Regions from separate parts of the Homo sapiens genome. Here regions 1, 2, 3, 4, 5 and 7 are each linked to region 6. The links are chromatin loops, found by intact Hi-C in ENCODE. Cell type or tissue: endothelial cell of umbilical vein. All regions are shown on one strand. Region 1 overlaps TTC23L (tetratricopeptide repeat domain 23 like). Region 2 overlaps RAI14 (retinoic acid induced 14). Region 3 holds the start of LOC105374721 (a long non-coding RNA gene). Region 4 overlaps RAI14 (retinoic acid induced 14). Region 5 has its middle 120 kb from the start of RAI14-DT. Region 6 has its middle 170 kb from the start of RAI14-DT. Region 7 overlaps AGXT2 (alanine--glyoxylate aminotransferase 2).

The links. A loop is a pair of places that touch in the nucleus more often than their neighbours do. Peaks named below come from ENCODE experiments on the same cell type or tissue, not always from the same donor. Only the 100,000 strongest peaks of a DNase experiment are listed, where the experiment ranks them.
Region 1: a loop joins it to region 6, with 8 times the contacts of the local background. A loop is called at or near these places in 101 of 110 quality-filtered maps.
Region 2: it touches region 6 in a loop (5-fold over the local background); 4 of 110 quality-filtered maps call a loop at or near these places.
Region 3: a loop joins it to region 6, with 7 times the contacts of the local background. A loop is called at or near these places in 5 of 110 quality-filtered maps.
Region 4: it touches region 6 in a loop (3-fold over the local background); 2 of 110 quality-filtered maps call a loop at or near these places.
Region 5: a loop joins it to region 6, with 8 times the contacts of the local background. A loop is called at or near these places in 40 of 110 quality-filtered maps.
Region 7: it touches region 6 in a loop (4-fold over the local background); 71 of 110 quality-filtered maps call a loop at or near these places.

Annotation. Positions count from the first base shown.
Region 1 is chr5:34,896,828-34,900,827 of GRCh38, reverse strand. TTC23L (tetratricopeptide repeat domain 23 like) reads right to left here. Exons shown (of 11, transcript NM_144725.4): 10 at 3,953-4,000; 11 at 317-1,438. Among named protein-coding and RNA genes, the nearest start is that of RAD1, 17 kb to the left of the region's middle. In endothelial cell of umbilical vein, a CTCF peak has its summit at 2,353 (motif pointing right); a DNase peak (open chromatin) is centred at 2,377.
Region 2 is chr5:34,692,975-34,696,974 of GRCh38, reverse strand. All of the region lies in intron 2 of RAI14 (retinoic acid induced 14), which reads right to left. Among named protein-coding and RNA genes, the nearest start is that of RAI14, 39 kb to the right of the region's middle. In endothelial cell of umbilical vein, no CTCF peak of the experiment used is centred here; no DNase peak of the experiment used is centred here; H3K27ac peaks cover 1,074 bases.
Region 3 is chr5:34,583,166-34,587,165 of GRCh38, reverse strand. LOC105374721 (a long non-coding RNA gene) reads right to left here and starts at 1,328. Exons shown (of 3, transcript XR_925916.3): 1 at 1,280-1,328. In endothelial cell of umbilical vein, no CTCF peak of the experiment used is centred here; DNase peaks (open chromatin) are centred at 445, 865, 1,515 and 3,785; H3K27ac peaks cover 4,000 bases.
Region 4 is chr5:34,787,315-34,791,314 of GRCh38, reverse strand. All of the region lies in intron 3 of RAI14 (retinoic acid induced 14), which reads right to left. Among named protein-coding and RNA genes, the nearest start is that of TTC23L, 50 kb to the left of the region's middle. In endothelial cell of umbilical vein, no CTCF peak of the experiment used is centred here; a DNase peak (open chromatin) is centred at 2,114; H3K27ac peaks cover 2,296 bases.
Region 5 is chr5:34,536,977-34,540,976 of GRCh38, reverse strand. No RefSeq gene overlaps it. Among named protein-coding and RNA genes, the nearest start is that of RAI14-DT, 120 kb to the left of the region's middle. In endothelial cell of umbilical vein, no CTCF peak of the experiment used is centred here; no DNase peak of the experiment used is centred here.
Region 6 is chr5:34,484,700-34,488,699 of GRCh38, reverse strand. No RefSeq gene overlaps it. Among named protein-coding and RNA genes, the nearest start is that of RAI14-DT, 170 kb to the left of the region's middle. RefSeq lists an enhancer at 2,255-2,414. In endothelial cell of umbilical vein, a CTCF peak has its summit at 2,338 (motif pointing left); DNase peaks (open chromatin) are centred at 1,169 and 2,319; H3K27ac peaks cover 1,641 bases.
Region 7 is chr5:35,001,874-35,005,873 of GRCh38, reverse strand. AGXT2 (alanine--glyoxylate aminotransferase 2) reads left to right here. Exons shown (of 14, transcript NM_031900.4): 13 at 2,013-2,111. Among named protein-coding and RNA genes, the nearest start is that of AGXT2, 44 kb to the left of the region's middle. RefSeq lists an enhancer at 2,418-2,467. In endothelial cell of umbilical vein, a CTCF peak has its summit at 2,313 (motif pointing right); a DNase peak (open chromatin) is centred at 2,313; H3K27me3 peaks cover 203 bases.

The sequences.
Region 1 (4,000 bases), 410 kb before region 6:
GTAAATTTCATGTGGCAGAAAAAAGTACTCTCTCGAGATTCTTAAGTATTTTTCATCATGTTTAGTGCACCATAAACCTCATATAATACCATGGGACCCATATGAAGTGCCACTAGTGATGCTGGAAGTGTTCTCAAGAAGTAGAAGTCATGACATTACAAGAAAAAGCTGAATTGCTTGATATGTATCAAAGATTGAGGTCTGTGGCTGTGGATGCCCCTCATTTCAGTCCCAGGATTCTTTCTGTAAACAGACAATGTAAACTTAACGGAATCAATAAATACAGTAATGTAAATGTATTTCCTTATTTTCTTTCTTTTTTTTTTTTGAACAGGGTCTCACTTTCTCATCCAGGCTGGAGTGCAGTGGCACAATCTCAGCTCACTGCAGCCTCGACCTCCTGGGCTCAAGCAGTCTGCCTTCCTCTGCCTCCCAGAGTGCTAGGATTACAGGCAATGAGCCACCACACTTGGCCCCTTATCATTTTCTTAATAACCTTTGCCTTTCTCTAGTTTACTTATTGTAAGAATATATTATATACTATACATATAACATACAAAATATGTGTTAATCAACTGTTAAGCTTATCAGTAAGGCTCCCAGTTAACAGTAGGCTATTAGCAGTTAAGTTTTGGGGGAATCCAAAGTTATACAAAGATTTTTGACTGCACAAGGCATTGGCAGCCCTAGCCCCTGCATTGTTCAGTGGTCAACTGTAGTACATGAAAGTGTTCACCAATAAACTCCTTAGGTATCGCAGAATTTTTTAAAAAGTCAGAACTGAAAGGAATAGAGTTAGAAAAAGGGAAATGGAAGGTAATGGAGTTCCAGTGACACAAAAAACTAACTTAAAGCATGTGACTAAAAGATTTCTTTCCCCCAAGTCATAGATCAGGATCCTAGTTGGGTTTGTTTGTTTGTTTTTTGTTTGTTTTTTTTGAGACGCAGTCTCTATCTGTCGCCAGGCTGGAGTGCAGTGGCATGATCCCAGTTCACTGCAACCTCCGACCCCGGTTCAAGTGATTCTTCTGCCTCAGCCTCCCGAGTAGCTAGGTTTACAGGCATGTGTCACCACGCCCAGCTAATTTTTTTTGTATTTTTAGTAGAGATGGGGTTTCACCGTGTTGACCAGGATGGTCTCAATCTCCTGACTTCATGATTGGCCTGCCTCGGCCTCCCAAAGTGCTGGGATTATAGGCATGAGCCACCGCGCCCAGCCAGGATCCTAGTTTCTAATGGCTCTTGGGTATTTCACCTGGAATGCTGCTGCTAAGTGGACCTTTTTTTCCCAGAGTCCTTAATAAAAAACCGTTGTTTTAGATCTGCCACTGCTATCAGTGTTGAGAAACATTTTGTGGTCGAGAATTTTTATCATCAACAAGGTTGTCTTTATTGTTGGCTATCCTGTATAGAGGTTTTCAATTTGATAACAGAAGACCTAGAGGAAAGGAGAAAACCATTTGAGCATTTTTCTTGGTTCTTGCCTTCTCTTCCTCCATAACTGGCCCTGCCTCCCCCAGCAGCAGATCTCATTGCCTTACCTGAGCCAAAGGCTGAACTTAGCCTGAGGCGACTGTGTCACCATTATTCCACCACATGACTATACTCTCAAAATGCTGGCTCTTCTAATAGGCCTCTAAAATCTTACTAGAGTCTCGGGTTTTCTTCCTAAACAGCAGGGAGCTCTTCCCTTGATTCAGATGGCAAACCAGGGATATTTGAGCCACCTGGATTGTTTAAATCCCAGGTGGAAAACTTATCTAATTTAGGGCCTTTTATATAGTTGATGATTTTCAAGTGGTTTCTTCTCACGAGCTCGGAGACTTACAGCCCGAGGCCCTGTGAAAGATCTCTCTTGCTTGTTTCTAGCCGTTGAGATGTCTGTCCTCTGATTTCCCATTACTGAAGGAGCTGAGCAGGAATTTGATGTATTATGATCCAAAAGACTGCTCCAGAAACACAGTTACTATTAAGTGTTCTTTAGTCACCTCCTATTTCTACCTCAAGCCTGAAAAAAGTGGTTTTCATAGCCCTTTTTTTACTTGAAAAGAATATTTGTTCTGTAGAATATGAAATACAAAATTTTATGAACTTGGGGTTTCTATGCAAGTTGCACTAAAGACAGGCTCATTCTCTATTACTGGACTGTATAAAATATAGAAAGCTATCTGGCACTTTAACTTCCTTTGCAGTAAACCAGGAGATAATGAGATTCCAAATTAGCTGAAGAAATAGGCACAGATTAAGTTAGTTGCCCAGGGGTCTCATAAATTCAGAGGTGGGCAAAGAACTGTAAGAGGGCTGCATCTCTGCTAGGGATAGTAAGTGGGAATCAGCCTCGGGCCTACTTCTGTCGCACCACAAGGTGGCAGGATTCCCCTTGTCTGAAACCTGAAAGGACAACTGATTTCCATAGTGTATATATTATCTTTGAGTTTAGGTGACTGTGTCAGACTGCTTGTCTATGAGACTAACAGTGTTTCCAGAACCTGATAAGTCTATATCTTTTTCGAGATGTTAACCAGCAAAATATTTTCCACATCAGCTTGGTAGTAGCTTTTCAAAATATTCAGCCCCTATCTCCGTTTGCTTCGTGCAACAGTGGTGCCAGTAGAAGGTAATAAAGTCAAAGACCAGCTTTCAGTAAAACTAAAAATAGCTGTTACTTAGTACATGATTACTATGGGGCCAGGCACTCTGCTAAGCACTTTACATATAATGCATTATCTCATTTATTCTCACAACAACACTGAGATAGGTACTATACTTCATCCCCATTTTATAGATGAAGAAACCAGGATTGCCCATAGCTAGAAAGTGGTAGTCCTGGGGTTTGAACTCAGGCTTGCCTGTCTCCAGAACTACAGCTCTTAACCACCATGAATCAAAAAGATTAATTCATAGGGATGCACTGAAGTCATATTTCTATGATCAGATTAAATAGTTGATGAGATAATCATAGTTCATAAAGACTTTATGTCCTAAAGTGGGGCCAAAATTCCTTACCAAACTGCAAAAGTATTCATGTATACCCTCAGGGCAAGTATACACTACACCCTTTGCTTTCAACAAAACCAAACCTTAGTTTCTCTACTTTGATTCTAAAGACAGGGCAAGGTTTTATTTGCCAAAATTTAAATCACTGATCATTTCAAAAAGACTTTAGGTATGTAAAATACAATGGTTTCTAAAAAACTGATTTGCAGCCAGGTATGGTGTGTTCATGCCTGTAATCCCAGGACTTTGAGAGGCTGAGGCGGGAGGATCACTTGAGCCAAGGAGTTGGAGGCCAGCCTGGGCAACATAGTGAGACCTCGTCACTACAAATTTAAAATATAAAAATAAAAATGTTAAAAACCTGATTTGTTCCCAACATGCCAATAAGGAAGGTTTTGTATATATATGTATTTTTTTTAATGTTTAATTTTTTTTTTATTTTTCTTTAGGAGACAGTCTTGCTCTGTTGCCCAGGCTGTAGTGCAGTGGCACAATCTCGGCTCACTGCAACCTCCACCTCCCAGGTCAAGCAATTCTCCTGCCTCAGCCTCCCGAGTAACTGGGACTACAGGCGCATGCTACCACGCCCGGCTAATTTTTTGTATTTTAGTAGAGACTGGGTTTCACTGTGTTTCCCAGGCTGGTCTCGAACTCCTGAGCTCAGACAATCCACCTGCCTCAGCCTCTGAAAGTGCTAGGATTACAGCATGAGCTACAGCACCCAGCCGAAGGTTTTGTATATTAAAAGTCCTGAGAAGCCCTTCAGAAAAGTAACCTGTGTCACTTTGTTTAAACCTGTTTTTTTTGTTTTTTTTTTTCCTTAAATGATTTTTGTCTTTCTGCTACAGAGCCTTTCTTCCTCCCCCAGAGAACTGGCACACATCCCTTGGAATCAGCATTTCTTGCAGCCCCTTTCAGGACATGCTGCCCTGTACAACAGCTGTAAAGTACTTACCATTCCTCCATACACTGCCCTCTGTCATGCTTCTGTGCCTTTGTATGT
Region 2 (4,000 bases), 210 kb before region 6:
ATTTTTAGTAGAGATAGGGTTTCACCATGTTGGCCAAGCTGATCTCTAACTCCTGACCTCATGTGATCCACCTACCTTGGCCTCCCAAAGTGCTGGGATTGCAGGCGTGAGCCACAGCACCCAGCCAGCAGTTTCCATTTCTAACACTGAAAAGCATTTAACTTCACCTACAGCAGCATGCTGCAACAGACTTCTACCAATAGGACAATGGGTCCTGGGAAAGCAGCCATCAATAGTTAACTTCTGGCGTAAAAAGAGTCAAAACTGTAAAAGTCACTAAGGTTTAAGAACATTTGTGCACACCTTTATCATCCAAGTCTCAAACAAGACCTTCTGTGGAAACTGCCTGTGGCTGAGTCAATCATCCCCAGTATCCATTCTCCCCTTTCCCTTGAGGCTTAACTGGTTTCGAGGCTGCCAGCAAGAGAATATGTTTTCCTGCCTTCCTTGCAGCTAGGTTGGGGCAAGCTCTAACCAGTTCCCTGTGAGGGCAATGATTTGTGCACCTTCAGTTTCACATCCTTTAAAAAGTAAAATGCGGCCGGGCGTGGTGGCTCACGCCTGTAATCCCAGCACTTTGGGAGGCTGAGGCGGGTGGATCATGAGGTCAGGAGATCGAGACCATCCTGGCTAACACAGTGAAACCCTGTCTCTACTAAAAATAAAAAAATGAGCCAGGCGTGGTGGCAGGCACCTGTAGTCCCAGCTACTCAGAGGCTGAGGCAGGAGAACGGCAGAAACCCGGGAGGCGGAGGTTGCAGTGAGCCAAGATTGTGCCACTGCACTCCAGCCTGGGTGACAGAGCAAGACTCCGTCTCAAAAAAATAAAAAATAATAAAAAATAAATAAAATGCTAGATGGGTGTGGTGGCTCACTCCCGTAATCCTAGAACTTTGGGATGCCAAGGCAGGAGTATTGCTTGAGGTCAGGAGTTCAAAACCAGCCTGGGAAACATAGTGAGACACTGTCTCTATACAAAAAATATGAAAATTAACCAGGCATGGTGTTATGTGCCTGTAGTCCTAGCTATTTGGGAGGCCAGGGCAAGAGGATTGCTTGAGCCCAAGAGTTTGAGGCTGTAGTGAGCTATGATAACACCACTGTACTCCAGACTGGACCACAAAGGAAGACACTAAGAAAGACACTGTCACAGAAAAAAAAAAAAAAAAAAGGAAAGTGCTTCTGCTTTACTTTCACTTTCCTTCTTTCTGGTTCTTAGAGCAGCACTGTCCAAAGACTTATGTGATTTTAAAGTTTCTAGTAGCCACATTAAAAAAGTAAATAGAAACAGGTGAAATAAATTTTATTCTATTCATTTAATCCAATTATGTCCTGAATAGTAGCATGTCAGTGTGTAATTATAAAAAATTATTATGATATTTCACAGTCTTTCTTTGGTACAATGTCTTTGAAATTTAGTGTGTATTTTACACCTACAGTATACACCTCAGTTTGGACTAGCACATTTCAAATGCTCAAGAGCCACATGTGGGCAGTGGCTAGCACACTGCACAGAGCAGCTCTAGAGGGTAACAGAGGACGCCAGAGAAAGGCTGGGGTTCCTGGGTTAATCTATGGAGCAGAGCTGCCCCACTGGCTCTTAGACTATTTTAAACATTTACTTCAGAAGAAAACAACTTCTACCTTGTTAGAACTACTGTATAGGGTATTTTGTTATTACAGCTTATCATATACCTAATTAGTACACCCATTGGGACCTCACAGAAGGACCCTGCAGCTTCTCAGTTATGAAGCAACCCTTCAAAGAATGAACAGGCCAGGCACGGTGGCTCACACCTATAATTCCAGCAATTTGGGAGGCCAAGGCAGGCAAATCACCTGAGGTCAGGAGTTCAGGACCAGCCTGGGCAACATGGCGAAACCCTCTCTCTACTAAAAATACAAAAAATCAGCCGGGTATGGTGGCACACGCCTGTGATCACAGCTACTCAGAAGGCTGAGGCAAGAGAATCACTTGAACTCCAGAGGCAGAGGCTGCAGTGAGCTGAGATCACACCATTGCACTCCAGCCTGGGTGACAGAGCGAGACTCTGTCACACACACATACACACACCCAGACAAAATGAAAAGACTCATGAGTTCACATTGAATCTCATCAAAACCCCTTCCAAAACCATAGCCTAAATCTGAAAAGTTGCTACAGAAACATTCTCAGCATTGGGAAATACATCTTAGAACAAACATATCCAAGGAGAATATGTGATTCCTTAAACTTTTTCTTGTTCTATTCTTACGTTATAAACCTCTACACTTTCCAGCTAACCAGCCTACTGGGCAGCCCAGGAGGCAGGAGCCAGCTAGAGACCATCAGATCATTCAGCCTCCTAAGAAAATAAAAATGAAATCCTTTCAGGCAGTGCTTCCCAAAAAGTGAAAGCATTTTCATGAATACAATAAAAACTACTCTAATAGTTGAATAATCAAGTTGACCAGGACACACTGACTTTCCTTTTTTAAAAGGAGGGAGGGACTCAAACAAAAAGAAAGCCAAGTCTAGTCACTAACCTCATCTTTATGGACATACTGAGCCTTTGGCCAACGCTGGCCCCTGTATTGCCATATAGTTGAAAATAACCACCTCCACACAGCAAAGATCTTTAAGTAGAAACTCAACTGAAAATATCCACAGGCTGATTCAGAAGCAATTTCTGTTTCAGTCCCAAGGAGAAGTTCATAGAAGAATTTGTCAAACTAAAAACATGTAGGACAACAACAGCCTTCATTTAAAATGATCAGGTAATTAATGCAGAATAAAGATGTAAGAGATAATGGTCTAAATGACTCATTGCTTGTGTAGACTAGGAGATTTCCCCAAGTTTAAGGGCCAGGCCCTCGGTTTCATATTGGTTTCTAGCTGGAAAAGTATTGTGTTTAACTGAGAATTATGGTCTGGGGTAAATAGAATAAAGCTATGACCCATTTAGCCCACAGTGGAGCTCCACGTAGACAGAGATGTTTTACTGGCACCACTGGAAGAGCAGAAGCAGCATCTGTTCTTCCTCCCTTCAGAAATGAAATGCATTTGGCTCTCAGGAAACAAAGAATCTTGCCCTGTCACAGGAGGAATAATGCTGACATTGGTGAGCTTTGCCACTATGGATGGACTTGTGGTGATGTAAAATCACTGTGGAGGTCTTATTTAAGCTTAGAGCAACAGTGTAACATCTATTTTATGCAGTTTGAAGCTTCACAATTTAGGAACCAGCAACCTGTTAGCAAGCGTGTGCTGCGGTTGACAGCATGCGACACTCTCCCATCCAGAAAAACCAGGAGAGTTACCATCTCTCTGTTATTTACCAAATGTGCGACTTTGGCCAAGTTACTTACCTGTCCTCAACATTCATTTCTTCCTCTATCAAATGCATTGTAGCAATGGTCTTTACTGGATAGAGTTTTGTAAGCATTAAATGACAAAGAGCATGCAAAGGGGCTTGGCACAGTGCCTGGCACCTAGTGAGCATTCAGTACATGAGAACTCCTTATTCCTGTAATAGAAGGTCAGCCATCCATACGTGTTCACTCTTGCTATTAATATTATGCAGTGGCACCCACTGAAAAACTGTGATGCTCCAGCCTCACTCTCTTAGATGCTGAAAACAGTCCCAAGGATGAACAGTGGAGCTAAGGTCTATGACAGTGCCAGCTCAGTGGGGGGATGCCAGGGCTTCAGTGTAACTGTTCTAGGATGGAAGGGCATGGAGTTGTGTTAAGGGTTGACTTGTGTCCTCCCAAAAATTCATACGTTGGAGTCCTAATTCTCCCCCTAACCTCAGAAGGTGACCTTATTTGGAGATAGGGTTTTCACAGAGGTAATCAAGCTAAAATGAGGTCATTATAGCGAGCCCTAATCCAGTATGAGTGGCGTCTTTATGTAAAGGAGGAATCTGGGCACAGACACATGCACAGAGGGAGAATGCCACCTGAAGATGAAAGCAGAGATCGGGGCAAGGCTTCTGCAAGCCAAAAACACTGCCAGCCA
Region 3 (4,000 bases), 98 kb before region 6:
GGTAAATTTAGGTGTCTCCCTGCAAAATTAATTAAAAAACTAAAATAAAACATACTTTATCTCTCTGATCAGAGGGTCCATTTTCATTTCCTTTGGGGGAAGTAATAATTTAAGTTGTTAAATGCACTTAATTTATAGGTGAATCTTCTCCTTATCTGTCTTTCTTTTTCTTATTTATCGATCACCAGCTGAGAACTGGATTTATTTGTTCTTACTAGTCTTTTAAATATTTCTTTTTATTTCCTATAAATTAAGGGAAACTCATTTTGCCTTGAAAACAACAACTTACTTCAGTGTAAAGTATGCCTCATGTTGTATGATGTTTCCTTTCTTTTTTTTTTTTTTGAGACGGGGTCTGGCTCTGTCACTTGATCTGGAGGCCAATGGCGCGATCTCGGCTCACCCAGCCTGGAATTCCCAGGCTCAAGCTATCCTCCCACTTCAGCCTCCTGAGTGGCTGGGACCACAGGTATGAGCCACTATGGCCGGTTCAAGAGATCCTTCCGCCTCAGCCATCCAAAGTCCTGAGATTGCAGGCGTGAGCCGCCGTACCTGGCCATATGATGTTTCTTTCAAACAATTTGCATGTGCATGTGTATGCAGGTGTGTGTGTTGGCGGTACGGGTTGGGGAGAGGGACTAGGGCAGAGGAAGAAGAGGGGGGTGTAAAGTTTTCTCAGAACTTAGTGGTGGGCGTGTGGCGTAGGTGGTTGAAGAGATAACAAGAGCTCACTTTAAAATGATTGCTCCCCTTTAGCCTCTATCAAATTTTTGAAGAGGCTTTATAAGACCAGACATGAAATGGCATTTCCTGATTAGCTCTCAGGAATACTACGTGTCTACAGACATGAATCACATCCCCTGTTTGTTCATTCCATTTCACAACAGGAACATGAGACATAACTCACCCAGACCTTAACCAACTTTGGTGAGGAGAGGGGTATTCAGCCTTCCTCCTGTGGGATATCCAGCCTGAACTCTGCTCATCTGGTCTGAGACAGAGCCCAGCAGTAAGATTAGAGATTAGGTGCCTGTTTGGTTTGGTCGTGCAGGTAGCCCAGTCAAGAAACTCAGCTTGGCGAGTTTCCATGGTGAAAGGGGAAATAAGAGAGTGGGCCATGGGGTATTTCTCATGTACTAAGATTTTTGAAAGCCACCTGGATCATTTTGACTCAAGGAACATGGCCAGTGCTGTACAGCCTTGTGTTTCCGTCACAATCAGCCACCCATACTTCCCCTCACTCCTTTTCCAGCCAGGTGCTGCCATTCGCCTTTCTTACCTTGCGTGATGGATGGTGGAACAGCTTCCCGAGTCAGCAGGAGGTGAATAAGAGCTCCTGGTGGGGCTGGAAACTTCTGTTTCATGTTTACCTTTGGTTCCTTTGTTTGTACAGCCTTGTACTGTTTTCCATCTAGATTTCTGACCCATTGCCTCCTAGCAACAAGTAGCTTTTGTCTATGCCTTTACCCCTGACTCACTGGTCTAGATTGTTGACCCACTATTTTGCCAGGATCTCTAGGTCATTGTACTTCTTACTACTACCTGTCCCTCTCTTGTTTCCTCCCCTTTCCTTTTTCCTTCCTTCTATTTGTATACATTTACTGAGGATTTAGTGTGAGTAAGCTATGAACAAGTTCTGGGGACCCCACAGCTTTAGCAGAGAAGATGGATGGAGATAAGTAATTATAATAAAGTGGAATAGGTATTATGCCAGAGTTAGTAGAGGGAACAGTGAAAGACTTTATATAGGGCTGGGGAATCTGTATGAGACAGAGAGGGAGACATGAGACTGGAAGGGAAACCAGAAGCCAGAATTTTTTTTTTTTTTTTAAGACAGAGTCTCATTCTGTTGCCCAGTGCCCAGGCTGGAGTGCAGTGGTGTGATCTCAGCTCACTGCAACCTCTGCCTCCCACGTTCAAGAGATTTTCCTGTCTCAGCCTCCTAAGTAGCTGGGACTACAGGTGTGCACCACCATGCTCGGCTAATTTTTGTATTTTCAGTAGAGACGGGATTTCACCATGTTGGCCAGGCTGGTCTTGAACTCCTGGCCTCAGGTGATCCACCTGCCTCGGTCTCCCAAAGTGCTGGGATTACAGGCATGAGCCACCACACCCCACCAGGAGCCATATTTTATAAATCATATTACAGAGGATGGACTTTATCCCAAGGACCACCAGAAGCTCTGAAAAGACTACTAATGGTTAATATCTATTGAGCAGTTATCATGGGTTTTTCCTACATTAATATTCTCACATTATCCTTTGGTGATAGGTATTATTTGTTAGATTTGTTTTACAGATGAGGAAACTGCGACTTAGAGAATATATCAGTCAGGGTCCAACCAAGGCAACCAAACTTCTTCTAAGTATTTTAACCAAAGGAAATTTAATCCAGGGAATTGGTTATGCAGGTGAAGGAAGAGGAGAGAACCCAGACAGCAATGGTGAGGCAGCTGAGATCAGCAACAGCAGAGAGCAAAAGGGAACGGGCTGTGTTATTGAAGCCCAGGGGCCAGTCACTGTTCAAAGCTGGAACCACAGGAGACATCACTGAAAACAGACATGCCTGCAAGTCCCCACCTTCCACCATCCAGGGTCCTTATTGACTGAATCCATCTGGAAGCCAGAGGGCCTAAGGAATGTAATAGATAAAACAGCAGGGGAAGGATACTGTATTGGTGTGGGTCCCAATGGAAATCAGACAGCACACTCAAAGTAGAATAATTTGAGCAGGGTTGATTTACTAAGAGCTAAATTACAAAGATGGGGGAGAATAGGGGAACCACAGGGGACTTCAGAGTGGTTACCATCTGCTGTGGTTTTGATAATTGTCTCCTCCAACATTCAAGTTGAAATTTAATCCCCAATGTGTCATTATTGACAGATGAGACCTTTAAGGGTCCTAAGGGCTCTCCCCTCCTGAATGGATAAATCCATTCAGAGATTAATGGGTTGTCATGGAGTGAGCTTTATAAGGAGAGGAAGAGAGACCTGAGTTCACCCACTCAGCCCCCCAACTATATGATGCCCTGCACCACCTTGGGACTTTGCGGAGAGTCCCCACCAGAAAGAAGGTTCTCACCAGATGGCCCTCTCAACCTTGGACTTCCCTAAGCTATGAGAAATAAACTGTTTCTTATAAATTACCCAGTTCCAGGTATTCTGTTATAAATTACAGAAGATGAACTAAGATGCTATCTCTAGGGCCAAAGAGATAAGGAGAAGAAGAGGTTGTTGAAACCTGAAGGGAAAAGGAGTATTGTAGAGCACGCCACTTGAAAAGGAGTGCTGCTTTCTTGTTGAGGGACACAGCCACAACCTCACAAGGAGGTACCTTATAGAATATATACTTTGACCTCCTTCTCTTTCCTTCCTCTCATCAGCTGGGGCTCTGTATTGGCCAAGCCCGAAGGGAAGTTTGAGGGCATAAGAGCCCTGTCAATGTAGTATCATTTACAATTTCCATTTTAGAGATAAGAAACCAAGGCTTGGAGAGTTTAGGCGACTTTTTCAAGGTCACACACCTAATCTGTAGAACTGGAAATTGAACATATGTGTGACTCCGAACCCATATTTGTTAATCACTATACTAGACTCTTTGTCCACAGGATCTTTCTTGCATTCATGTCTCAGACCTGATATTTCCACTTTTTGCCCATCTACCTTATTACAGAGTCAAATTTGCACAGACCCTCAGAACTCACAGAACCTTCTGCATCTTGTGACTGTTTCCTGTTGTCTGGATTCTGCCTCTCAACACTACTTTGGTTCTTCCTGTTTTAGTAAATGAACATCTATTCACTGCTTAACACCACTTGTATTACTAACATTTCCTGTGAAAACACAACAGTTCTTACAGAAACAAGGGTGTGGCCCACACAAATCATAGGATTCCCAGGTTTTCAGCCTAATATAACATAAAAGTGTTTTCTACCAGATGCTGGGTGTATACTAGCTAAAACCAACAGGTAGAAGGGTCAAGTTCAAGAAGGAATTCCAA
Region 4 (4,000 bases), 300 kb before region 6:
TCCACGGGTAAGAAAAACAAATGACTTTAGTAAGAGCCAGCACACAGTCTAGACGGTCCCACTACTCAATAAAGAAATATTAAAATTCAAACTTTTTACGGTAACTTGGTTTTGAGAGAATAACCAAACCCCAAACAATACATATGGGCACCAACACACATGGATACAAACAACTGCTACAAAAACAAAATTAAAAAGCCATCAAAATTCACATACTTCTTACCAACCCAACCATCCATGTAATTTGTAAAATGTAATTAAGACTCTCAGAAAATACAAAAATGTATCAGCTCCTGAACCCTCCCATCATGCTGAGGTTTCATTCATTCTACTTGACGCAGACTCTAATGGAATTACTTAATTTTATCAGAGTCACTGACATATTACTCATTGAAGTATATGCTAGAATTGTGGTCTACAATGGGGAAATTCTCAATAAGTTCTGTAGGCATATCCTGTGTAATAATGAGGGTTCTTCAGTAATGAATTAGAAGTAAAATAAAATTTACTAAATATTCTATACTATATACTATATATATATATATATGTATATATACACACACACACACCCATATACACACTATACATCTTATATATATAATACCTTGTACCATATTCTACTATTAAAAAATGTGCAGGCTAGGTTTAGAAAAAAAATGCAAAATAAGAAAGAATAACTATCTAGAAAGTCATTTTGATCTCTATTGCTTGCTCTAACTCTTTAAAATATCTTACTTTTTATATAATAAAGTAGTGAATCATTGCCATAATTTTAGTCAGAAAATCATTTTACTACTTAACTTGGAACATAGCATCTATAACCTGAAAGAGTTTGCTCAATGAGTTATCACATAAAAGAAAACCAAAATGGTCAGTGCACTCTTTTAGCTTTGTCCTGTTTTTATGAAAGCTGTGCAAATGCAGAAGAAATAGGCACAAATCAGACAACGAAATGACTTTGTTGGCAGTTCCCTAACAACCCATCTCCTGTGTATTATGAAAGCACTTATGTATTCAATCTGGGTATCTTACACTCAAACAACCAACTGAAAGAGCAGGCTCACTCAGTTTATTCCCCTCAGAGAGAAAGGAAGCTCCTAGAAATAGGAGCCCTGCCTCCTTTTGTCTCATTCCCCCACCCTATGCCTAGAAGCAGTTATTAATCACCAATGTACAGAAGAGCAGGGTGGGAAAACCACACTATGAACTTCTTTTCTGTATCTAATTTGGATATCAAGTCTTAATGTTTTAACTTCAGGGTCTCTGGTTCTTATTCCTAATGTCTGTGATTTTGAAAAATTAAAGCTTCCAACCTTATAGCTTTATCAAAGCTTAGAAGAGGGACAAAAACATCTAGTCAGATGGTAAAGTATAACAAGAAGCAGGATATTAAGGAGGTAGTGCTGGTAACCTTAAGGGCTCAGACTATCTGGGTTTGAATCTATGCTTCCTTACTTATTAGGCTCTATCTCAGTTTCCACATCAGTAAAATGGGTTGTTGACGAATACAAGAATTATGTGTAAAAGCACTTCATAAAGGGTGAAGCGTGAAATAAACACTCAAAACATGCCACCAATTATTGTATCCTCACCAACACAAAGCATGGCACAGAGTCTGTGACATGTTGCTTGATAAAAGGGATTGTTTCAATGTTCAGAAAGGAGAAGTAGCAGAAGTTAAATCAGAACCACCACTGCTTAAAAAACGAAGAGAGGGGAAAGGAGGGGCAAAAGCTATGTGTGTTTCCATTGAATGGAAACTTGGGAACAAAGTTGTAGACAAGTAGCAAACCACAATAAACCATCCAAGACCAGCCTTGTCTAACGCCCACACTTGAGCAGCTAACGTTTTGGCACCTCTCACGGAAGTGATCATCCCCAAAGCAGGGTTTGGCAGCAGCAAGCCATTAACATTTAGCCTCGGAATGTGAACCAGAAGCATAGCCAACTTTGAATAAGATACTCAAGTGGAAAGTTAGGTTCTGTTGGGTAGAAAAACATGACCAGTCAGTGACAGAACCTGATATGTAGATGATGGTGGGTAGATTTCCCTTCTTATGTATGCAGTGACTGATAAATGTCAGCATCCTCAAGGGCTGGGGCCGCTCTATCTAGATGGCAGGCAGGAAGGCATCTGTGGGGTCATCTCAGGCTTAGGAAGCAGATGGTGCCCAAGGCCAGCACATGACTCATTAAGAGCATGACTGGTGCCCTCTCATGGCCTGTGTCCTGGATAGCTGGCAACTCTAAATAAAAAGAGCCTACAGATTAGGATGGGGTAGGGGGCCAGGGCAGTAAGTTGATAAAACTTACTTGTCCTCTTTAAACATAGTTTTTTTCTTTTTTGAGATGCAGTCTCACTCTGTCGCCCAGGCTAGAGTATAGTGACTCAATCTCGGCTCACTGCAACTTCCACTTCCTGAGTTCAAGCGATTCTCGTGCCTCAGCCTCCCAAGTAGCCGGGATTACAGGTATGTGCCACCATGCCTGGCTAATTTTTGTGTTTTTGCAGAGACGGGGTTTCACCATGTTGGCTAGGCTGGTCTCGAACTCCTGACCTCAAGTGATCCACCCGTCTCAGCCTCCCAAAGTGCTGGGATTACAGGCGTGAGCCACCATGCCCAGCCAAACATGGTATTCTTAACAATGTTAATCCTAAGGCATTGGAATTAACTCAAGTATGGTATCATTTTGATATTTCTATAGTTATATATTTTTTACAAGTACTGCTACTTCTATAGCCAGAAGTACTCATTCATATATTTACTATAATATTAGGGTATCTATGTGTGAGACATGGTTCTAAGGAAACAATAATGAATAAAACAAAGTTCCTGCCTTTATGGAGCTCGGCTTTTAGCAGGAAGACTAAAGAGAACCAATGGTTTCAACTGGGCGTACTTTTGCACCCCATCCTTGGAACATTTGGCAATGTCTGGAGACATTTTTTATCATGGACTAGGGAAGAAGGAGAGGAGGGAGATTCTATTGGCATCTAATCTGCAGAGGCCAGAGATGCTGCTGACCATCTCTACAATGCACAAGACAGGTCCCCACAACTATGAATTATCTATCCAAACCAAAATATCAGTAGTGGGCTAGGTGTGGTGGCTCACACCTGCAATCCCAGCACTTTGGGAGGCGGAGGAAGGCAGATTGCTTGAGCCCAGGAGTTCAAGACCAGCCTGAACAATATGGCCAAATCCTGTCTTTACAAAAAAATTTAAAAAATTAGCCAGGTGTGGTAGCACATGCTTGTAGTCCCAACTACTCGGGATGCTAAGGCGGAAGGATAGCATGAGCCTGGAAGGTAGACGCTACAGTGAGCTGTGATCACACCACCACTGCACTCTAGCCTGGGTGACGGTGAGACCCTGTCTCAAAAAAAAAAAAAAAAAAAAAAAAAAAAAAAAAAAAAAAATCAGTAGTATCCAGGTTAAGAAACCCTGTAATAAACCATTAAAGGCAATGTATATACTAAAAACATAATTCTATAAAAACAAATTAAACAAAGACCAAAAAACAAAATAAATGAGAATTTAATCTTTTTATTGAGTTATAATCCACAAACCATAAAAATCACCATTTTAAAAATGCACAATTAAGTTGCTTTTAGTATATTCACAAAGCTGGCAACAACATCATTACCTAATTCTAGAATATTTTCGTCACCTCCTCCTCAAAAAAATCCCTGTATCGATTAGCAGTCACTCCCTATTTCCCTACTTCCCCAACTCCCAGGAAACCACAAATCTACTTCCAGTTTCTATGGATTTGCCTATTCTGGACATTTCCTTTTAAAGATGGGATTGTATAATACATGCTCCTTTGTGTCTGGCTTCTCTCATTTAGCATGTTTTCAAGGTTCATCCATGTTGCAGTATGCATTAGTACTTCATTCCTTCCTTAATAATAAATTGTATGGATATGCTGCATTTTGTTTATCTATTCATTGTCTGTTGGACATTTCAGTTGTTTTTACTGGGGATTACTATCATGC
Region 5 (4,000 bases), 52 kb before region 6:
GCATACCTTTTTCTAGCCATTGAAGCAACCCCTATTAACCCTTTCAACACGCTAGAAAGAGAGCCTAACGACTTTTATAAAGCAATGAAATAGTCCATAAGTAGTAATCTAGAACAGAACTAATATATATCCCACTGGTTCTTTGAGGAGTGGGAGTGGAGGAGGGAAATAAATATATTTTGAGTTAAAATTCAGCACGCCAGTGACATTGTTTTCTGTTCTTGCAACGTAGGGGTAAATTCTGTTCCTGCAATGTGGTGTTAAATGTGACCTCCTCTGGTCCCTCCTGCTCTTGTGGGGAAAGAATTTCCCTGGTTTCTGTTCCATGCATGGCAGTGGGGGCAGGTCCAGAAACAAAAGGTGTCATTTGAGAAGTGGGTGGTCGGGCAGGGAGTTGGCAGTGGACAGGGGCAGCAATTGCTCCAAGGTGAAAAAAGTGCTTGTTCCTACTTTGGGGTCTGCATACGTTTATTTTCTGTTTTTACGTTGCAACTTCTATAAGCAATCAAGTTATAGCATATAAAAGCTTTTCCTTTTCTTTCTCTCTCTCTCTCTTTTTTTTTTTTTTTTTTTTTAGTTAACAGAAGAAAATTTTGTTTAGCTTCATATAAACAGAATTAATCTGTGTTATGGAACACTTTAGAAGGTATAGATCATGCCATCCTCCTTTCTGTCCCTTTGGTCTCTGCCACAGTTCACTGCATTAACTTTATAACCCATTTTTTCCACTCCCTCTCCAGATCATCCTCTATGCTGTTTGTTGTTGTGTTGTATTATTGGTCTAAAAATATGAGGAGTCTGAGTGTTTCCCTCATACACAAACCCCTGCATTATTGTATTAGTCCATTCTCACGTTGCTGATAAAGACATATCCAAGAATGGGTAATTTATAAACAAAAAGAGGTTTAGTGAACTCACAGTTCCATATGGCTGGAGACGCCTCACAATCATGATGGAAGGCGAAAGTTACGTCTTACACAGGGCAGGCAAGAGCAAATGAGAGCCAAGCAAAAGGGGAAACCTCTTATAAAACCATCAGATCTTGTGAGACTTATTCACTACCATGAAAACACTATGTGGGAAACTGCCTCCATGATTCAGTCATATCCCACTGGGTCCCCCCCACAACACATGGGAATTATGGGAGCTACATTTCAAGATGAGATTGGGCAGGGACGCAGCCAAACCATATCAATTATCTTCTCCTTGTCTGGCAAACAAACTGGAAACCCAGTCCATCTTTGCAGCTGTAAAGGTCTCATCCTGCATCCTTAGGTCTTTTCCTCACTTCCCTGCCCCTCAAAATCCTTCTCTTTCTTTCAAGACTTCTCTCATACGTTACCACTACAATAAAGCCTCAGCCACTGCCCACAAATGTAATTAACTTCCTCCTCCTAGCTCCTTCCATCTGGTCAAAGCAGCATCCTACATGTCTCCAGGATGTTTTAGAGACCTTGTTGAATTCTTCCAGTTACAATTTCAAGTTCATTCTGTGTATAGTTTTTGAGCACCTGGACCCAGGTATATGATGAAAAGAAAATAATCTCCTTCCTTATTACTTTCCTCCTGGTGCTTACTCAGCACTTCCTTCCTATCCTTTACGGATGCCATTTCAAAAATGTCAAACTGCTGCCCAGCCACATTCTAGTATGTGTAGCTGGACATGTCACAATATGATTAGATGTTTTCTGATGATTTTAAGTTCTTCTGAGGCATTTAATTATGACCCCATGGATACAGGTTCAAATTGAGGGTAGGCTGACTTTTTTTCCCTGGAACTGAGAACAAAAATCTAGTGGGTTTTTTGGGTCTGCTTTTGTTTTAGAAAACAATCTCAAAAATGTTACAAATTTGTAAAAAAACAAAAAACCAAACACAAACAAAAAATCTCAAACAAACAAAAAACCAAAGCAAAACACTGCAATTACCAAAACCCATTCTCTTTTCCTTGAAGCCAAGACACATAGATGTAATTGAAGAGTGTATTTTGTTTTGCTGGGTCTAGTTGACCAGCAGCATCCCTAGGGTTCATCAAAATTTGCTAGGTAATTCCCACATCACCCCCCCAAAAATTTCCTTGTTTTTTAAAATAGCTATACTTCACATTGCTTTCTTGTAATACTAGCTTTGTGTAATTGCTTTCTTAGGAGGAATGAGGGTGAAAGCTAGTATATATTGTTCATAAGAAACGATGGAAGGAAGCAAAATGACTGGTCCAGAAGGTTTCTGATTATGTCATCAGGATAAAAATTAAATGGTATCATTTGAGTGTTTTTACATGAGTCATTTATATTAAAAATTTTTAAAAATATTTTCACTGTAGAAAAAATAAAAAGAAAACCAGTTCTTACCCTTCCAAAACAAAACCAATATAGAGATAAATAGAAGCTGTAGGAGTGAAAAAACACTGTTACTGTCCTCTTACCAATGGAAGGAGCAGCAGGTCTCCCAGTCTTCATTCTGACATTGATAGAGGCAGACAAATGCCTAGGCAGATAGGGGTGGGCCCATGGCAAAACCCCACCTTCAAGCCGAAGACAGTTTAAAGCCTGAAAGCCAAGCTGCAAGTTAAATCCTCTGACCAGATTGGGAACTTGTCTTCCCATTTGGCATGTTTTCCTCTGATTGGTCCCCACCCTTCACCTATTTTACATATACCTACTCTTTCCTAACTGGTTTTTGTACACTTTCTTGCTCACCTTTAAGTGGTGTCTTTGCTTTAAACTTTTTTGCATACTCACAGACCAATCAGCATGCACTCCCCATTCTGAGTCCATAAAAGGCTCCAGACCCAGCCACATGGGGGAGCCATCACCCTGTCCCCTCTCCACTGAAAGCTGTTTTCATCACTCAATAAAATTATTCTCCACCCTCCTCACCCTCCAATGTCCTGTGCATCCTCATTCTTCTTGGGCACAGTACAAGAGCTCGGGAACAGCAGAACGCAGGTATAAGCTATAACACAGGTGTGCTGGGGTATGTCAGGATGGCTGAGTGAGGCCCCAGTGGGGCGTTGTCAGTCAGGGGTCCCTGGCTTGCAAAGTGACATTGCAGGGACCCCTGGCTGGCAATGCCCCACTGGGGCAAGAATGAAAAAAATGGTGTTCATTTAGTCAGCCTATTTTAGGTGGCATCCTTAAACATCAGCCATCTAAAATAGGCTGACTTTATCTGGATCAATCTATAACTGATTACTTCTTTAGTAGCTGTTATTTAGCTCAACAAGAATAGAACAGGCTCAATGAGATGTCTTCAGGCTAATTTATAAGCCCTGCTGCCGTTAAATAAAAACCTTGTAGTAAAAAACATACCTTACTAAATGTACCATCTTAACTATTTTTAAGTGTACAATTAATTTGTTATGTATTCACACTGTTGTGCAAAAGATCTCTAGGATTTTTTTCATCTTGCAATACTGAAACTCTGTGCCCACTAAAAAACACGAATTTCCCCTTTCTCCTTTCCCCAGCTCTTGGTAACCACTTTTCTATATGATTTAGATTAAATTCGATACTTCATATATGTGGAATCGTACAGTATTTGTCCTTCTGTGACCGGCTTATTTTGCTTAGCATAATATCCTCTAGGTTGCAGCATGTGACAAAATTTCCCTTTATTTAAAAGCTGTGTAATATTCCATCATATGTACACACCACATTTTCTTTATCCATTTATCTGTTGATGGACATTCAGGTTTCTCTTGCCTCTTGGCTGTTATGAGTGCATTGAACATGGGTGTGCAAATATTTCTTTAAGATTCAGTTTTCAATTCTTTTGGACATATACTCAGAAATGGAATTGCTGGATCATATAATAATTTTATTTTTAATTTTTGAGGAAACTTCTATGCTCATTCCAGAGATATGTTAGAGGTAGATTCACTCTACCTCTAAAATGATAATTCACTAAGGGGTGATGATAAGGGGTGATGATAAGGGGTGAGAAAGAGGGAGTCAATGACAAGTAACATTTATATAGCTTGGGTAGTTGAGTAACATTG
Region 6 (4,000 bases):
ACATTATTGATTTTTGTTTTAGTTTCTTCTAAACTTAAATAAATTGCATATGTATTTTATAATATTTTCTGATGTCTTGAGGATGTATGTGTCAACAACATTTTTATTGGTGGCAATATATTTTATTAAATTAATATATCAAAATTTATGTAAACATTCCCTTACTGTTTGGCAGTAAATGGGCTTCATTTTTTTTGTTATAAATAATAATGAGGCAAAAATGTAAGCATTCAAACCTGCTTATGTCCCCGACAATTTCTGATGATAAATTCCTAGAAGTAGAATGACTAGATCGCTTACACATTTTCTATGATTTCTCTGCGTAGCTCAGTGACTCTATTATCTCTCCTGCTAAACTCAGTTTCTTACAAAACAAAATACAATGAAACTTTGCTAAATAAATAGACAAAAGTAGTATTGGCATACATTTATCCTATGATGGGTGATAAAATGAAGATCCAAAAGCTTTTGGCAGGCTGGAACAGCATCTCAGATGTTTCCAATGACAATTCTTAGGGATATGGTCTGGCATTTAGAGTCACCAGACCAAACGAGTGAAGTACAAGATGAAAGAGATGTGACATAACAACAGGCAAGAGGAGTCATGTGAATCAAAAAAAAAAAAAAAAAATGCTCACTATCTTTGGCCGTAATAATAAAAGTATAGAGTCCAGAACAGGAGGATGATGGTCCTGCTCTGCTCTGCGTGGTCAGAGTCACCCTCAGTACTTGGCCCCACACAGTAAAGGAAACACTAATAAATAGCCCCTGCTCAGAGGAGAGATCAGAATAACAAGAAATAACCTATGTGATCTCACTTTTCTGTATTGAGACTTGGTAGCCATGTCTATGTTATGTGACGCAGGCCCCTGCCCAGGGTTGGCTAATCCCAGGTAGGTCTTCAGAATCTCAATAGGAAGTTGAAATTGACATGAAAGTCACCAATGAGTTACGTGAATGGCAGGACTGCAGTAGGAGGACGCTGACTCCTGCTCTGAATCCCAGCAACTTCCTTCTCAGGTTGGAGATGTTTAATTCCTCTTTTGATTCTATGAGACATCTCAGGTAAAGCTCACCAGAGCCTGTTTCTGTAACTTGCAACTGAAGTATTAATAGAACTGTGCTAGTACACTACGGAAATGTTGAAACAACCATGGTGTTTATTTTGGAGGAGAAAAGACTTAGAGGGAAACATAAGAGCTGTGGGCAAATATTTGAAGGACTGGTCACCGAGAAGCCGAGTCAGGCTTGTTTCACAAGGCCTCAAATGGCAGAACTAGAAAGGTGCAGGGTCCATTGGATTTCCTCAAAGATCGGAGTTGCCTTGGGAAAGAGAGCGTTCTCAGTGCAAATGTCCACATGTTTTTGTGCAACCTCATGACGACTCTTGTAGAGGCATTCGAGCATTAAATGTTACTGCTTTCAGAGCGCTCCTCTGGTCTGGGCAACCACCCTTGTTCATCCCTTTAACTTTTATTTAAGGTACCCTTGGAAGGCCATTCCTGGGATTTGGGTGCCCCTGGGGCAATGAGGTCAAAGACATATACAGAAGGTCCACAACTGACCATGGTTTGACCTAAGATTTACGATGGTGCAGAAAAAATATGTGTTCAGTAGAAACTATACTTCAGAATTTGAACTTTGATCTTTTCCAGGGCTGGTGATAATATAGTACAATGCTCTCTCATGATGCCAGGCAGGGGTAGTGAGCAGCAGCTCCAGTCAGCAACAAAGTCATGAGGACAGACAACTGATACTGTGCTCTACAGTGTACTGTGTTCAATAAATTACACGAGATATTCAACACTTCATGATAAAATAGGCTTAGGTGTTACATGATTTCACCCAACTGTAGGCTAATGGAAGTGTTCTCAGCACGTTTGTGGTAGGCTAGGCTAAGCTATGGTGTTCAGTAGGTTAGGAGTATTAAATGCATTCTCTACTTATGATAATTTCGGCTCACGATGGGTTTACAAGACGTAGCCGCATAAGTCAAGGAACATCTGTACTCTTGGAAGTCACTCTCTTTGGAGACTTCAGGAAAATAGCAAGCAGTTGATTACATCGTTCTAAACATTCTATCATTGTTGATTAAATTAAATTCAGTACAGGATGTTTTTATACTTTAAAGATATAAGCCAAATAGTCTGTGAATTTTGGGGTGGTTTGCTTTGCCTGCTTTGATTATCTTCTGTATGTCAGGAGAGCTGACAAAATTGTTTGCCTTTCTGCCTCCGATACGTTTGCCTACTCCAACCTCCTGCATACTCTTTCTAACAGATGATTTTGTTCCCAGCGGGTCTGAATCGAATCCCAACAGAAGGAAGAGCAGCGCCACCTACTGGGCACGGATTCTCGAGCTTTTTATTCTGAGTATTTACTCCTGTTCTTGGGAGACAACCCCGTTAAAAGTCGCATCACAGAACCCAAATGACATAATCTGAGTCCCCAGTGACATTCTGGAAGAATCTGGAATAATTAAATATCCCACCATTAGTTGGATGGGGCTTCTGAGGTTTGCTTCCAAAGGGAAAGAGACTTAATAAAACAGGCTTCTCCAACAATCCATTATTCTCCAGGTTTACAAAGGCTACCCACCAGTTGGTCAGGCTTTGAGAGCATTTTGGAAGGATCCCGAGTTTTTCTGAAAAAGGAACCATATTTTCTAAAAATCTACAACCTTATTTAAAGCATCTTGAAGAAATACAAAATACAGACACAAGATGGACCAAATGTTAATGGCTTAATTTAACCCATAAGCCTTCCCAAAACTCAAAGAAGTGTTTGGATCTGGTGAGGATCTTGCTTGGCTAGGCAACCTTGCTTGCTTAGTTGTTCTTTCAGTTTAGCTAACATATGAGAGAGGAAAGTGTACAAACAGACCTCTTGTCTTGAGCAGCTGCCTGTCAGCCAGTTGATGAATTGTCTGCCATCTTCTGTTAATGTCCAGGAACTGGTAACTGAGTGGGAAACCCAGTCACTCAGGAAAGAATTGGGCTGTATCTGATACAGTATCAACTAGAATTGTTTTCAAAGCTGTAAACGAAAACAGCTGCAAGGGTAAAGTTCCTGTGCAGGGTGGCCAGGTGCAGTGGCTCATGCCTGTAATCCCAGCACTTTGGGAGGCCGAGGCAGGTGGATCACCTGAGGTCAGGAATTTGAGACCAGCCTGGCCAACATGGTGAAACCCCATCTCTACTAAAAACACACACAAAAACATTACCCAGGTATGGTGGCAGGTGCCTGTAATCCCAGCTACGTGGGAGGCTGAGGAAGGAGAATCACTTCAACCTGAGAGGTTGAATGCAGTGAGCCAGGAATGCCCCACTGCACTCTAGCCTGGGTGACAAGAGTGAAACTCCATCTCAAAAAACAAAACAAAACAAAATAAATAAATAAAAAATAAAAGTTCCTGTGCAGGGCTTGTGTACATATTTGGGTAGCTTCACTGAAGTGTCTCAAGGGCCTAAACTGCGCCTGATTCACAGGAGGACTCAATAAATATTTCTAGAGTGAATGAAGGGGTGGGGGTGGGAGGTGAGGTTGCAGGGAAAAGGCAGTGATCACAGACAGTCAGACCACAAGACACCTTAGAACAGCAGCCCCCAGCCTTTTTGGCACTAGGGACCAGTTTTGTGGAAGACAATTTGGAAGGGGTTGCGGTTGGGGAGGTTGGAGAGGTTGGGGAGGAGTGATGGTTTCAGGATGATTCAGGCACATTACATTTAGAATCAGTGGGAGCTGAGCTTGTTTTCCTGCAACTAGATGGTCCTCTCTGGGGATGATGGGAGACAGTGACAAATCATCAGGCATTAGATTCTCATAAGGAGTGCACAGCCTAGATCCCTCACGTGCACAGCTCACAATAGAGTTTGTGCTTCTATCAGAATCTGATGCCTCCACTGATCTGACAGGAGGCAGAGCTCAGGGAGTAATGTCAGCTGCCCGCCGTTCACCTCCTGCTGTGCTGCTGATTCTTAATAGGGAAGGGACCAGTACT
Region 7 (4,000 bases), 520 kb before region 6:
AATTTTAAATTTATAATTCTTTAAACATAGATTCACCAAAAGAGATAAACACGATGGTCCATTATACATTCATCAAGAAGTTTAATTACTAGCATGCCCACTTCATTATCAAGCAGTTGGGGCACAGGCATGGGCACAAGGGCCTCGGCAGGCTGCGCTGTGGCTTAAGCCTCAGCAGAGTTTCAGACCCTGCTTTTTTTCCCTGAGGATGGCATACAAGATGTTCAATTAGCCATAGCAGTTGAGGTCAGGGAGGGATAAAATGGGCAAGGGAGCCAAGAGGGTGCTGGCCCAGAGCAAGGTCGGGGTGAAGCCACACAGACTCCACCCATTCAAAACTGTCCTGTTGGGCCAGGCACGGTGGCTCACACCTGTAATCCCAGCACTTTGGGAGGCTGAGGTGGATCACTTGAGGTCAGGAGTTCGAGACCAGCCTGGCCAACATAGTGAAACCCCATCTCTACTAAAAATACAAAAATTAGCCAGGTGTGGTGGCAGGTGCCTGTAATCCCAGCTAGTGGGGAGGCTGAGGCAGGCGAATCACTTGAGCCCAGGAGGCAGAGGTTGCAGTGAGCCAAGATTGCACCACTGCACTGCAGCCTGGGCAACAGAGTGAGACTCTGACTCAGAAAACAAAACAACAACAACAACAACAAAAGAACTGACCCCCCCAACCCAACCTTCCCTCCGGATTACTCTCCAATCCCTCTGGCCTCTCAAATCATATTTAATGCCCTTCTAGTTCTCACAGTTTAGCCCTAAATTATTTTCATTGTCTCTTTCCAATCAGTCGTAAGTGGAATGCATGATAGCATTTTGAAGTCAATGAGAGGATTCTAGTCCTTCCCTCTCCCTCAGGTCCTTTCTGATCCAATAGTCTGAAAGTTTGAATATGTATTTTGCTTATGTTAAGGCTTTAAGACAGAACAAAATGCACATATCTCTCTAGGAGGTCCCATCTTATTCTGTTCTCAGACAATGACACCTTACAAGAAATGGAGGATTGGGGAAAGAGTTGGATCTGGGGTTGGTGGGAAGAAGGAAGTGGATGGCAAAGCCCAGACTGAGGGTGGGTAGGAAGTGTGGAGGATGTAATGAAACTGGGCACACTAGAGGGGCCCCGTCTACCTCACTTAGCTCGCTTAGCCCGGTCACCTGAGGACCATTTTAAAAATGCAGATGCCTAAGCCCTGCTTCCAATATTCTAATTTGATTGGCCTAGCATGAGGCCCAAATATCTGTCATTTGAAAGCCTTCCAGGTAATGCAGACATGCTGTCAGGTGTGACATGACTAAGTCAGAGGGAGACGTTTGTACTCACAGACTGGGAAGACAGGGGACGCACAGAAAGGATGCAAGTCAGCCCAATGTCTGACCCCACAGGGAGGGGACCTGCTCTGAATGGCTGGGGATCTGACACAGGCTCTCGGCTCCTGGAGCACTTACCTTTCCTAACCCTGGAGGATGCAGTCTTGGGGGAGAAAGAGCAAGTCCTACAAGCAGGGAAATTAGGACAAACCGGCCCCTCCTCAGCTGTCCCACTGCGCTGCCCAGGGAAAGCTCAGGCTGCTGGTGCCTTTGTACAACTTCTGAGCCATTTCCTGGCCTTTGAAATGAGCCCTTTCCATGGGCAGAACAAAGTGAAGAGTTAAGGAAAATTTCCACATAAAACAGACTCCAAATTTAGCTATTAAGGAACCAGACTCCCAAGGCAGCCATTAGCAAAGCTAAGATTCACTGGCTATCCGCACAGAACTTCATTTTGTCTTTTGGGAATTTGGGATGAATTCGGATTAGAAACAAACATTTTAAATAACATCCTCCAAAAATCTGGTTCAGCAATTAGCAGCTTCATTTAATTACAGGGGAAGGAGAGGACAGAGAGAAAGAGGGAGAGAGAAAAAAAAGAGGGGCATTGATGGCTGAAGGGTTTTTCTTTTTTCCTCTCTTGCAAATAATTCCTTTAACCATTCCAACACCAAATAGAAAGAATTTTAAAAATATATTTACAGATAAGCTGTCGGCCTCTTCCCCGTGAAGAAGTAAATCAGATCCATGAGGACTGCAAGCACATGGGACTCCTCGTTGGCAGAGGCAGCATTTTTTCTCAGGTAAGAGAAAGACTGGTTTTTACCTATCGCTCTAGGTAGGAGTCTCTCTGATTTCCTAATGCTGGTCACAGTTTCTTCACAGCTGTGAAGATGTCCTAATGCTGGTTGCAGTTTTTACACAACTGTGCCGAGGTACCCAGCCACATGTCATCTAGGGATGAAGCTCGGGTACAAAAAAAAAAAAGGCGGAGACAGTGCAGCTCTCAGGCCACTAGGGGGCGCTGAGTGAAAATGGTTTGGTTGTCGCGGCTCTTTGGGGTAAAGATAGAGGCAGACAGAGGATGGTCAAAGCGGACAACTAACAGTATGGATGATAAACATCACAGTCATGCAGTAAATAATCTATCTCCTGTATAATTAATTCTAACCCCTGTGAAAGCAATTCTGGCCGTTCTTAGCTCAGCCCAGGGCTCTGACTTGGTGACCCTGCTAAGCCTTAGTGGCCTCTGTGGCTGGGAGCAACACGACAGCACCTGCAGGCCCGGGTGACGCCTGTCGGAGAGATGGAGGACCACCTGGGCATAGCCCCCATTGCCAAACTCAAAATCAGCCAGAGCCAGTGTCCTTCACCCTTAGGCTGGGAGATTCAGAGGTCGAGCCCTCCCCACTCCCTTCCTTGAAAAGCCATGCCCAGCTCCACAGTCAGGACCCTGGCTTGCCCTGCACACACTGCCCGAGAGGCTGCCCCTCACAGCAACAGCCTCTCCCCAGGGATGGGCTACAGGGTGGAGACTTAAGAGAGAAGGTAACTTCTGCTCCTCCCTAATTTGTCCTGTCCTTTGTTAACTTTCTTTCCCATTTTAAACATTCCTCATCCTTCCCAGTTTCCCTGCTCCATCCCTGCCTCTCACAACTTCAGTGGATACTGAAATATCTGCTTCTTGCCTCATACTTCTCAGATAAAATTGAAACTATCAGGCAAAACCTCTATATAAACTCATCGGTCCCCGCATTTATTCTTTCCTCCCGTGTTAGTCCCCCCCCCCAGCCTGCTATCACAAAGCGCCATAGCCTGGGTGGCTTATACATCATAGAAGTTCATTTCTCATAGTTCTGGAGGCAGAGAAGTCCAAGATCAAGGTGCCAGCAAGTTCAGTGTCTGGTGAGGGCGCTCTTTCTAAGCGGCCATCTTTCTGCTGTGACCTCACATTGCAGAAGGGGCAAGAGAGCTCCCTGGGCCTTCATGGGCTTTGCCCTCCTGAGCTAATCACTTCCCAAAGGCTCCACTTCACAAGACCATCACCTTGGGAGTTAGGGTTCCAACATAGGAATTCAAGGGGTAGAGGCACAAATGTCCAGATCATAGCACTTCCTTCCCTGAAGGTTCCAGAAATGAGGCATTTCTCCTTTTCAAATCTAGATCTTCCATCTGTGTGCTTGTTTCTCCAAGCTCCCTCCACCTTCACTCAAGGAAACCCCCATGTTTTCTTGCATCTTCAATTTTTCCCCAACTTCCCCTTCCCCTTTAAACAAAACAGACTTAAAGTTCTCCCAGCCCAAACAACAAAGCCAGAATGAGCACTTTTGCTGGGATGTGCTCTGTGATTTTTTTTCTAGTCCAGGTCATAAATATTTTTCTGTACAAACCAGATAACATAATTTAATGATTATGAATCGTAAGACATGCAATTTATAAAGACATGAGATACTTGTGTACTTGCTTAGCTCTTCCTTTGTTATTTGGCAAAATTTGTTATGTGCTAAGCAACAGGTGTCATTCTGGAAACTGAAACTATTAGGTTGCTGTAAAAGTAATTGCAGTTTTTGTGATTTTTTTTAATTGCAAAAACTGCAATTACTTTTGCACCAACCTAATACGGTGATAAATAAGATCTGGTCCTTCCTTCGTGGAGCTGGTGGGAGAGAAAGGCAAATACATAGAAAATTAC